Linked DNA regions of Mus musculus: region 2 is linked to region 1. Evidence: chromatin contacts called from ENCODE Hi-C data. All regions are on one chromosome and are shown on one strand. The core of a region is the stretch at or near the end of the contact, and the rest is flanking DNA. Distances in the headings are between cores, read along the strand shown. Region 1 holds the start of Lmcd1 (LIM and cysteine-rich domains 1). Region 2 has its middle 11 kb from the start of Gm38873.

What was found. Hi-C counts contacts between places; a loop is a spot of excess contacts on that map.
Region 2: a map of heart shows a loop between it and region 1 (3-fold over the local background). The contact joins the enhancer-like site here to the promoter of Lmcd1 in region 1. A Hi-C loop is called at or near these places in 1 of 37 maps with a recorded cell type or tissue (heart).

Annotation. Positions count from the first base shown.
Region 1 is chr6:112,270,332-112,275,908 of GRCm38, reverse strand. Lmcd1 (LIM and cysteine-rich domains 1) reads right to left here and starts at 2,151. Exons shown (of 6, transcript NM_144799.2): 1 at 1,937-2,151. The coding sequence starts at 1,978.
Region 2 is chr6:112,398,517-112,404,093 of GRCm38, reverse strand. No RefSeq gene overlaps it. Among named protein-coding and RNA genes, the nearest start is that of Gm38873, 11 kb to the right of the region's middle. Within about 2 kb of position 1,978, at least 1 of the 3 ENCODE cell types and tissues checked has a DNase peak (open chromatin) inside an H3K27ac peak, as active enhancers do; it is heart, where a contact is called at or near this core.

The DNA of each region.
Region 1 (5,577 bases), core at 902-3,401:
ACTTCCCAGCTGCTGGGGATTCCCACCCCTCCCAACTCGTGGGGGACAGGGCAATGGGGACACTATGAAATCCATGTTAAGCCCTTTCACATTTTGTAAATAGGTCTTTTGCAGTCTGAAACTGATTTAGAATGTCTAAGTGCAATTATGCTCTCTGAAGCCAAATGTTATAACCCACCCCTGACTGCTGATTTTTAAAGTAAATATGCAATAAACTCTTTTCGGATCTTGATAGGACACAGTATTTGTCAGCGCTGAGCCATTTCGCAAGGCCCTCTTGGGTTCCCTTCTCTTCCCTCCACTCTTTAGGGTGAAGACATTGGTTAATCCACCCCCTTGCTGATCTTCCCCAATGGTTAAAATTCCAAGAGGTAAAAGATACCCACCCTTTCATCTTTACCCACTTCATTCTTTCTCTAAGCCTGTAATTGGATCTAAATGGAAAATAAAACCTTCGCAAGCCAAGGAAGTTGGCAACAGACGGTGACATGAAGAGGAACATGTTCCATCTCTAATCCAGAGAATCACACCCTCCTATGCAAGGGACAATAAAAGCAAAGCTTTCTCTAAGTGTGGCCTGGGCTCTTGATGAAGGGGAGGGATCTTTATAGACTTCATCTCACATTCTAGGATGTCAACCGGCTTATAGCAACACACTTGCAAATCATTGACCTCAAACACATGGGGAAAGAGAGCAGGAAAAGTGAAGTCCATATATAATTAGAGACTAGCAGGTATCCCCCACACTCAGGTCTCAGTGCTCTGTGAATTCTGGATGAGAGATGACACTTGATTCTGCAAATAGTCTGGTGAATGCATCAGGGAGATGCCCAGACTAAGTCTGATTGGATGCCATGTGCAGAAGGAATCACTAGGCTCAGGAGTGGGAGGGCAGGAGGTCTGGGGCTTCCCCTCTCCCACCTCCATTCTCCCTGAGCTCTACGGTCTCTTTTTCTCTCCTTTGCTTTTCTACCTCCCACCAAATGTCAGCAAAGGAGAACTTTGCCCTGCAAGATTGAATACTCTGAGAGAATAGCTTAATAATTACTGCTTGGGCATGTTAGCCTACATTATCAAGATTGCTGTTAAAAGTACTGGCTGTCTCTCCTCCTTACATTCTAGATAGGGAAAGAGCGGCTAAGGATTTGAGTTTATCGCTGTTGTACAGCTAAAATGTGCCAGACCAAGGGCCAGGGTTTGAACATCTCTGTCCCCTGCAAGCCACCTCTCTTTCACCCATGCCTCTTATTTCCCCATCTGGGAAGCCATTGCTGCTTTCCTGTCCCCTACGTCTTCTCATAGCCCAGTCTTCTGCTTTCAGTGTACCTCAGGTAAGCAGGCAGCCAGTTTAGAGCTGTAGGCACAGCTGCTGGCCCCGCCTGCAGCAATTTACCCGTGACCTTCTGGGCTCTGGGCCAGCCCTTCTTGAAAGGGAAACGTGCAGACTCTGGGGACAGAAATTAGTTCCCCTGAGCTAGAATGGCTGCTATTGCCAACTGCACCAAAAGAAACTATTCTGTGTGCTGGGGAAACCACACAACTCTGGGAGGCTAGCGAAGGGGGAGGGGCTGCATCACAGTCCCCCAACCTTCACTAAAGGCACATCAGGGGGTTGGAGGGTACAGGCAAGGGAAAGCCAAGACGTTTCCCATGACCACAAATAAGCGTCTATTCCCTCCCTCTAAATTTTAACTTTAGTTCACCTTTAATCAGCATCAATAAAGAACTACGGCACAGTGCAAATACTTTCTTAACAATGGCTTTAAGGGCAATTTGGAGAGGGGTCAACCTGTCACCTCAAATAAGTATTGTCACCTATTCTGTTTTCTGTGCTTTCTGTGGATTTGATGCAACCATTAAAGTGTCCCTAGGTACTCAGTGCGTCTGAGAGCAGTGGGATCTGAAGGATACAGGAATACAGAGGGGTCTCGCTCACCTTTTGCACTCCAGGGTTGAGGTCCTTAGCCACTTTTGCCATCCTGGCGGTGCAGAAACAGCACCTGGCTTCTCAGGCAGGGGCCAGAGGGAGCGCGCAGCCTGGACAGCGCTGCTGAATGGCCAAGTTCAGGTTCCTTTGCCTGTGTGCAGCCGGCGGCTCTGTGCTCAGAGCCGCGCCGCTGCCCGCTTTAATTGGAGAGCGGGACTCCCTCTAAAAAGTGACCAGCCAATGCGCGTGGACACCCACTCCAGGCCAGCCAATCAGAGCAAAAAGCTGCATCCCTCCCTTAGGGTGGCCTCTGCAGGGAGGCTGAGAACTTGGCTAAACTCTACCCTGACGTCAGCTTAGCCGGCTGCCCTGCCACCTCGGGCTCACAGCTGTCCCCTAGGCGGCAGGAATCCCTCCCCACGCCCTTCTCCTTTAAAGGGCAAGGAGCAGAGGGAGGGGCAGAGGAGACCCAGGCAGATCCATTCAGGTCAAAAGAGAGAGCAAATAGGAGAGCCAAGGTATTTTTAGAGAGCTGGGTCCAAAAATAAATGCTGAGCAGTGCTCTCTGCCCACCTCTTCCCCCTTGTCCCAGGGGGGTGCGCGGGGGCAGGTGGTCTCCAGAAGCCTCAACTGACCCTAACCTGGCTAAGGTCTCTAGTAACCAGAGAGAAAAGACTCTAGTACATTATCATTTGTTAAAAACAATAGCCACAAAAATTTTTTTAAAAATTTAAAATATCTTTTTTAAAAATAACTTTTAAACTTCTCAGAGGAAGAAAACAATATTCTTTCTCTCTCTCTCTCTCTCTCTCTCTCTCTCTCTCTCTGTGTGTGTGTGTGTGTGTGTGTGTGTGAGAGAGAGAGAGAGAGAGAGAGAGAGAGAGAGAGAGAGAGAGAGTGCATGTGTGTGGAGGTCAGAGAATAACTTGTGGACATCAATTCTCTCCTTCCACCAAGTGGGCTCCCAGCATCAAACTCTGGTCATCAGGCTTGGCAGCAGCAAATATCCATACCCAGGGAGCCGTTCCCATATTATAGCTTCAAAATTATTTTTATGGTTCCAACTGAGAAAACGAGGAGAGATAGTCAGGTGATCAAAGGTGTGCTCTTCGATAGGACTTGTTTAGTCTAAAACGGTGAGATCGGAACTGGCCCCAGGGGTTGGAGCACGAGACTGTAAAGGATAGACTGTGAAAATTAGTAATTAAGTCTTGCAAGTCTGGATGAGCAAAATCTATCTGTTTCTCACCCTTGGAATGAAGTATCCATGAAACATCTAACAATGGTTTCTGTAAGTTGGCCAGGCTGTTTGCTCCGGAGCTCACGTTGCTCTCGGAGACTGCTTTCCCGACTTCGACTCCCCTGCCACAAGAGAATACAGAACAGGTACCTTTTTATCCAGAACAATCCTGCTTCACCTGTCATGAGGTGAGGAGGCCTTTCTACAACCCACATGGGCAAAATCTCCTGCCAGAAACTGGGATTCCAGTGGGTGAAAGTGAAAGATTGCCTGCAGGAGATCCAATATAGATCTTAAAGTATATCCTTCAGTCTTCTAATCAGAGACTTCCTATTGCTGAGTATTTAACCTGTCGTGCTCTTCCGGAGTCGCAAATCATCGCCAGTCCCTTCTGCCCCAAACCATGATTCCCTTTCCAGACTCCTGGAGAAGGTTTTCCATTGGTGACCTTCCTATATTTCTTTCTCATAGGTGTCTGCTACAATTAGTTTGGCTAACTTTGACTTTTGTTTTTGTACCTTTGACTACAACCATCAAGCATATAAGGGAAGCTCAGAGCACATTAGTTGGATAGATGAATGGTTGGATGGATGGACGAATAAAGACCTGGAGATCTAGTTCTGAGTGTGTGTGTGTGTGTGTGTGTGTGTGTGTGTGTATGAAGAGGCCAGAGGACATCATTGGCCATCGTAAGTCCCAGCCACCATTGATAAGGTCTCTCACTGACCTGGACCCTGTCTGGTAGATTAGGCTAGCTGGCTAGTGAGCTCCAAGAGATCCACCTGTCTTTGTCTCCCCAGTGCTGGGATTATGAGCATGCCATAATCTCATGCCTCACCAGGTTTGGTTTACATAGGTTTGGGGGACTGAGTCTAGGTCTTCATGTTTGCTAGGTTAGCATTTTACCAAGTGATCTCCCTTACTGGGATTCTGACTTTTTTTTTTTTTTTTTTTTTTTTTTTTTTTTTTGGTTTTTCGAGACAGGGTTCCTCTGTATAGGCCTGGCTGTCCTGGAACTCACTTTGTAGACCAGGCTGGCCTCAAACTCAAAAATCCGCCTGCCTCTGCCTCCTGATTGCTGGGATTAAAGGTGTGCACCACCACACCCGGCGGATTCTGACTTTTTATTAACACCAATCAGGACAGGCGAGACCAACAGAACAGGCACACTTCGTCCATTTTGTTCTAACTTCCAAGGTGGGTTGTGTGTGAAATCTTAGAACTTCACTAACATTTCAGCAGAAGTGTGGCCCTGGATGGAAGTGTTCCCATGAGCAGCTCTCTCAGTAGCAGATCCTCAGGACAACAGCGCTAAAGAGAGACATCATGCCAGAAGCTTTCATGTTTCAGAGCAATGAGAACAGAAGCCAGGAGGTGTAACAAAGGCAGGCTTTATCCCTTTCAGCCTGGGCAGAGACCTTCCCAGTGATGTCACTGGCCACTCCTGTCCCAGCCACTTTTCATTTTCCTTGTCTTGAGAAAGCATTGTTCTGGACATCCTGGTAGTTGCATTAACCTCACACTGTGTAGTTTCAGCCTTTCTCTTCTCCTTATCTTTACCTCTGGCTCCAGGAACATTTAAGGATGCAGATGCCACACCTTCTCAGGACAGAGCACTAAGCTACTGTCTTGGGTGCTCTGTCTTCTAATATCTAGAGAATTGCTTACCATGGGCAGACAAGAGATCCCTGCTGTCCTGTAGAACCTGTCCCCATCCCAGCTCCAGATTCCAATTCCTATCCTTTAAATCCTTCTGCAGACCTATGCAGTAAAGGAAGCCCCATAGCCATGGACTTTTATGGCTGCCAAATTAAAGCTTGTGTCTGTTCAGTTACGAGGAGGGAATGCGGCCACTGTATCTCAGCTTCACTAGAGCTTTGAGATACCCACCACTACCACCACCACTACCATCACCAACACCAACACTATACCACTTCTTGATCTTCTTGTTCTCATTCTCCTCCTCTTTCTCCTCCTCCCCCCTTTTCCTCTTCCTCTCTCTCCTCTTCTTCCTCCTCTATGTATGGTGTATGTGGGTACTTAGATGGATATACATGTGGGGGTCAGTGGTCAAACTAGTGTGTCATACCTCATTTTGGAGGGGATAGAGTCTTTCACTGAACCTGGATCTTGTCAGTTGGGCTAGGCTGGTGACTGTGAGCTCCAGAGATCCTCTGTCTTTATCTTCCTAGGGCTGGGATTATAAGCACGTGTGCTACCATGCCTGGCTTCTTACATGGGTACAGTGAATTGAACTTTGGTTCTTTTGCTTGTGTGGCTTTATGGGTTTATGCCTTAATGGAATGGATGAGCTCTCTATTTCTTTAGGGAAGAAAATAGAATTCTGGACATTTTTTTGGGGGGGGGTTGGAACAGTAGCAAGGTCTGATTTTCTCAAGGTTCATTGCTT
Region 2 (5,577 bases), core at 729-3,228, 130 kb before region 1:
AGGTAATACCTATGATCCCCAGACCTTTTCTTTCATACTCTTTATTGGCTGTTGCAAAATTCCCCCTTCTTTTTTTCTCCTCTTGTGGGGAGCCGCCCTCACATTCTCCATTGCAAGATGGCGCTGACATCCTGTGTTCTAAGTGGTAAACAAATAATCTGCGCATGTGCCAAGGGTAGTTCTCCACTCCATGTTCTCTGCCTTCCACGTGACGACAACTCGGCCGATGGGCTGCAGCCAATCAGGGAGTGACACGTCCTAGGCGGAGGATAATTCTCCTAAAAAGGGACGGGGTTTCGCCATTCTCTCTCTTGCACTCCTGCTCTCTGGCTCCTGAAGATGTAAGCAATAGAGCTCTTGCACTCTTGCTCTCTGGCTCCTGAAGATGTAAGCAATAGAGCTCTTGCTCTCTTGCTCTCTGGCTCCTAAAGATGTAAGCAATAAAGCTCTTGCTCTCTTGCACTCTTGCTCCTAAAGATGTAAGCAATAAAGCTTTTGCCGCAGAAGATTCCGGTTTGCTGCGTTCTTCCTGGCCGGTCGTGAACGCGTTCAAGATCCTCTGACAGCATGAATCTGTTTTTATATGACTTTTTTCTCTGGGCATAACATGACCATCCCATGGACCCCTTGGGGGTAGAGATCACCTCGACTTGGTAGCTATGGCAACCAAACAAAAAGAGTAGGTCAGTGGTAGCTAGGTCTATGGCAATGAGAATGGGGCTGTCGACACTCTCTCTAGAAAGAAGGAAGAGGAGAAGGCCATCGAATCCTCACTTGGGATTCCAGCCACGACTCAGTCCTGCCTTATGCTTGCCAGCTACAAGGCATATTGGAAGGAAATGGAAGATTGACTTGAAAGGGGGACTCCACACTGCAGCTTCTATGGAGTGCATGAGAGGGTGAGGCTTGGAGTCAGCTCTGCAGGGCAGGGTGTCAGTGATGCTTTGGGGGTCTATCAGGTTGAACTTGGTCGAACTTAGTCTGTCACTGACACCCTGTCTGAAGTGAAGAGATGTTTGTCCAAGTCTTCCCAGAGAAAGCAAATGTAACTGAGCCTGACCAACTCTGTGTCTCTCTTCACTGCAGAGAACTTGTAAGATAACTTAATATGCATGGGTGCATAGCTCATAAGTAGACAGCTGAACACTTGATTCAATGCTAGGGTGTGTGTGTGTGGAGCAGCAAAGTCCTATGGATGGACACACCGAAGGGCTAAGAGCAATCATTGTTTCAGGAAATACCTAACCATCAAACTGAAGTGACACAGTATAGATAGATACCAACATCTCTGTCCTGCAAGGTCCCCTGTGCTGAGGTATTCCATGTTCATGGACCCTGTGTATCATGAGAGGCTGGACAGAAAGAGCCACTCTAGTTTGGGCAAGGGCAGCTGGAGGAAAGATTTCTGGAGGCAGATGCGTGCGTAGGGGGTGTGGGCAGTTAGATGGGTGGAGAGGAGGTGGGAATGAAGGTTGGGGGGGCCAATGGAGCAGAGGAAGAACAGATAGAGAAGCCCCAGCGACATCAGATCTGAGGAGTGTGTAAGAGAGGAGTGATGAGCCCCTGTGGTAGGAACAGGGCAGCCGGGAGCCAGTGAAATATGTCAGAACAATTTTCTGGTGTTATCGTTACTATGACGACCATAGCCTTTGTGTGTTCTGTTTACTTGCGGGAAATATGACATTTGAGTGTCCTGTTGTGGCCATTGTCAGCTGGGATTGTGGGGGACACCAGGACTGGCCAGCCTCAGAGCTCTGCTTCCTGTCTTTCTGGCCTGGGAGAATGAGATAGTGGGTTATTAATACCGCTCTCTGGAGGCCTGAGGTTGGGGCTTGGTGGAGGCTTGTTTATGCAGCTTGAAATAGCCCACCACTTGCCTGTCCAGTGGGCGTGCTGCCAGTCCAGTGGGTGTGTGTCTAGGCGAACAAAGCAAAGCTATTTTTTACCTTGGAGAGCCCTAGAATGCGTCAGAGAGTCCCAGAGCCTGCCCTACCCAGCCCACACCCAGGCTAGTGGCTAGTCCCAGTGGATATGGGTCTCCTGGAGGTGTCAGTGGGTGGAGAGATCACATGTCCTCTTCCTTCTCTCCCAGCTGGAGACTTGGAGAGCGTCTAAACTTCTCCAGCCAGATGGAGGAAGGATTTAGTTTTATTCTCCAATATGTAATAGCGGTGGCTCCTGCTCAAGGCATCAGACTCTGTGTTGACTAACTATGTCCTGCTCACTGCTGTTTGCACTGAAATTTCTCTATGAGGAATGGAGATGCCACTTTCCACCGTGAAGCTGGAGCTCAGAGAGGTTAATGACTTACCCAAGGTTATTCAGCTAGGAAGAGGTTTGTCCCCTTACTGTAGAGTCCATGCCTTTCTCGCCACTTTCAATGCTTGCCCTGAAGGAGAATGGAAGCAAGGGGTGGTCAGGAAGCCTCATAGCAATGGCCTGGGCTTTGGCCTCTTGGGGCTCCAGTATAAGTCACTAGGAGGGTGTCTGGGTTACTGGCCACCACCTCTTGGCAGCTGGGAAGAGGTATGTAGAGCCCCCATGTATGTGGGTGTGTACCCACACTGGTAGTACCAGTGTCCTCTAGGGTGAGGGGGTCACTGGACCAATTCGTTATGAAAAAGTGGTGCCACGAACCTGCTGAGCAGAAGCATGGAGGCTACCCTCCCCTGGTGGGATGTACCAGGAAGACCACAGACTTCGCTGTCAGCCTTTGTTTTCTTCTCCTCCCTGTTCATCTAAGTCCTGCTATGCTGCAGTGATTGCTCTATCCATAGCTCCTCCAGGCTGTCTCCCCAACCTCTTACCACCTAGAACACAGGGACATCCTTCCTTATCTGGCTGGGGTCACAACCTCTATCTGTACAAGTGACATTTCAGGACTAGAGATGTTTTGAGTCTCTGTGAAGTCCCTTTCTGACTGGGCTGAGATCTTCTTGAGGGTTGGTCCTAGTGTGTGCTTCTCTATGCCACTGTGTGCCAGTCTCCTTCTTTCAAGTCTTCAGTGACTTCTTAATGCTCATAGGATCGATTATCTACCCATTCATTTGTCCATCCATCTGTCTGTCTGTCCTTTCATATATCCATTCACCCACCCACTTACCTGTCCATTCGTCTTCCTAGGTAGATCTGTTCTACCTTCCATCCACTCTTCAGTTTGCCCACCTACCTATATATACCTCTGTCTGTCCAGATATCTTTCTTCCCATAAGACCATTCATCCATCCTTCCACCCATCCACCTATTCAACAACACTGAGAATAATATAAGGGGTACAGAGGACCATTAGACACTTCCTTGGAGTTTAGAGCCCAAGAGTGGAAGAGATATTTTTAAAAAGATGCCATTATGATTTGAAGATAGTAAGTCCCATGTGGTTGAAGGGGTCGAGAAGTTGGGAAGGCCAAGTGGACACATACTCTACTCACAGTTTCCCCGTTGTTCTACTGGGAGACCTGGGTACAATCATTTTCTTCCTGTGCCTCAGAGTCCTGACTTTTGACCTGGGCACAGCTTAAATTCTCACTTCAGGATGTAGTAAGAGTTGAGTGAGATGCTTGTGAAGCTTGTAGCCTCTTTTCCTTCCTAACAGTAAAGACTATCTCTTCCTTGCTCTTCATAGTGTCTCCTGGTCTCAAGAATTACTGTGGTTACAGGAGTGAAACTGCATTTTCCTCAACCTTCTTGTTAGCCTCATTCTGGGGTCAGCAAGGGGACCAGGAATTGAGAGATGGATTGTTAGGCCAACAAACTCTGGCTCAAGCTTTTTCAGAACCAGTCTTGGATCTCTCTCTAGCCTTTTTGATTTTAGGGTTAGGGAAAGAGAGTTTCTAGAGGTCTCCTTTCCTTGGTCTGGCCTCAGCCTCATTGTACAGGCAGGCAAGATGAAGTCTGGGGAAGTTGGAAATCACTGGAGCCAGGATTAAAGTTTATATCTAAATGGCCTTTTAGTTACTTCTGCTGAAAGATGAGGGTAGAATTGGCAGAGCATTCAACTGACTGCATTTCCACATCCTCATTCCAGTTTCCTAGAGGACACTGGACCTCGCCATGGTCTGAACACACAGTCTACTGCTCCTGGGTCCCATTCCTGATCTTTGGGGATTTTGAAATTATAGTGGGCAAATAAAAGGAAGGAAAACAAATGCCTTGTGGTCTTGGGGTTTAGGGGACATAGAGGACCCAGTTCAGGCCAGTTAGGGTGACAAAGGAGACATCCCATGGAAGGCTGCAGTATGACTCTGGAAGGTCACATTGTCCTGTGTTATAGGAATAGGGAAGAAATGAGTCTTGGACAGCCCTCTTCTCGGGCCATCTTGCTTTTGAGGAGACCAGCTGGTTAGAAAGTAATGCAGTAAGGGGTGGGGATAATGGGGGATCACCTGTCCCTAGAGGTTGATCTTTTTCCATTGTGAGCTCAGGTCTGAGTCTGCTTGGGCTGTATGTTCTGAGTATTGTAAAATCCTGATAACTCCCTCTTTCCTTGAGCATTGTTAAAGCGAGGCACATGTTGTTAAAAACCAAAACAATGCAGGCACTCGTTTTGTAGCAGCACAGTTTTATGTTTAGTTGGAATAATATTCTTTTGAAATTCAATTTACCCGGTGCCACAGTGGTGCATAGGGAAGGAAGAAAGAACATGGGGTGCAGGGAAGTGTTCTTGAAATTCCCCAGCACCTTAGGCTTGAAATAGAAGAGAATGAAGTTGTAAAATCATAGTCTATGTCTGTGTATATGCACAGTCCTATTAACTAAAGCTGGGGGCCTCCTATTTCATATCCAGTGAGAACCTTCTGGGGACCAAAGCTGAGGGGTGATGAGACCCAGTGATTAGGTGGCCTGGCTTGCTGTAAGCAGGTGTCTTTGCAGAAGCTGGAAGCTTCAATGCCTGCTAGAAACTGTCTGCATACATGCCTGGGGTGCCAATGAAGATGTGTATCTAATTCCAGGCCAGTGTTTCCAACAGGATAGAGCAGGGAGGGGTGTGTGCACCAGCCTGGCAGGTCTGAGAATCAGAACCATTTGCTGCCAGCCCTGTGCTCTTAGGGGTGACCCTGAGGAGTCTGCTCACTGACACACTTAGGCATTCATATACTTTCTCCTGATCTCCAGGCACCAGCATCTATTTGTAAAATAAGCCAGTAGTTCCTAACTTGTCTGAAGCATATATGTTCATGTTTATTAATGATCATAACACTAATTGGGAATGATAGGAAACAAGGTGGGTATCTATGAAGAGAGGAATAGCTAAATACATCAGAAGTGCATTTCTGGTAGGGTACTGTAGAGTGTGCAGAGGTGGACATGGTGGCTCATGACTCTAATCTCAGCATTTAGAAGAATGAGGTGGGAAGAAGACCATGAATTCCAGGTCATTCTGGGCTACAGAGTAAGATCCTGTCTCAGAACAACAACCAACAAGCCAGTAAAACTAACCAACCAATTAGCCAATCACCCAAACAATTAACCAACCAACCAACCAACCAACCAACCAAAACAAATACAAATGAAATGAGACAGAGACATGGTAGAAGAATGTGTGGGAATTTTGGTTCCTTTAAACTCAGAAATGTTATA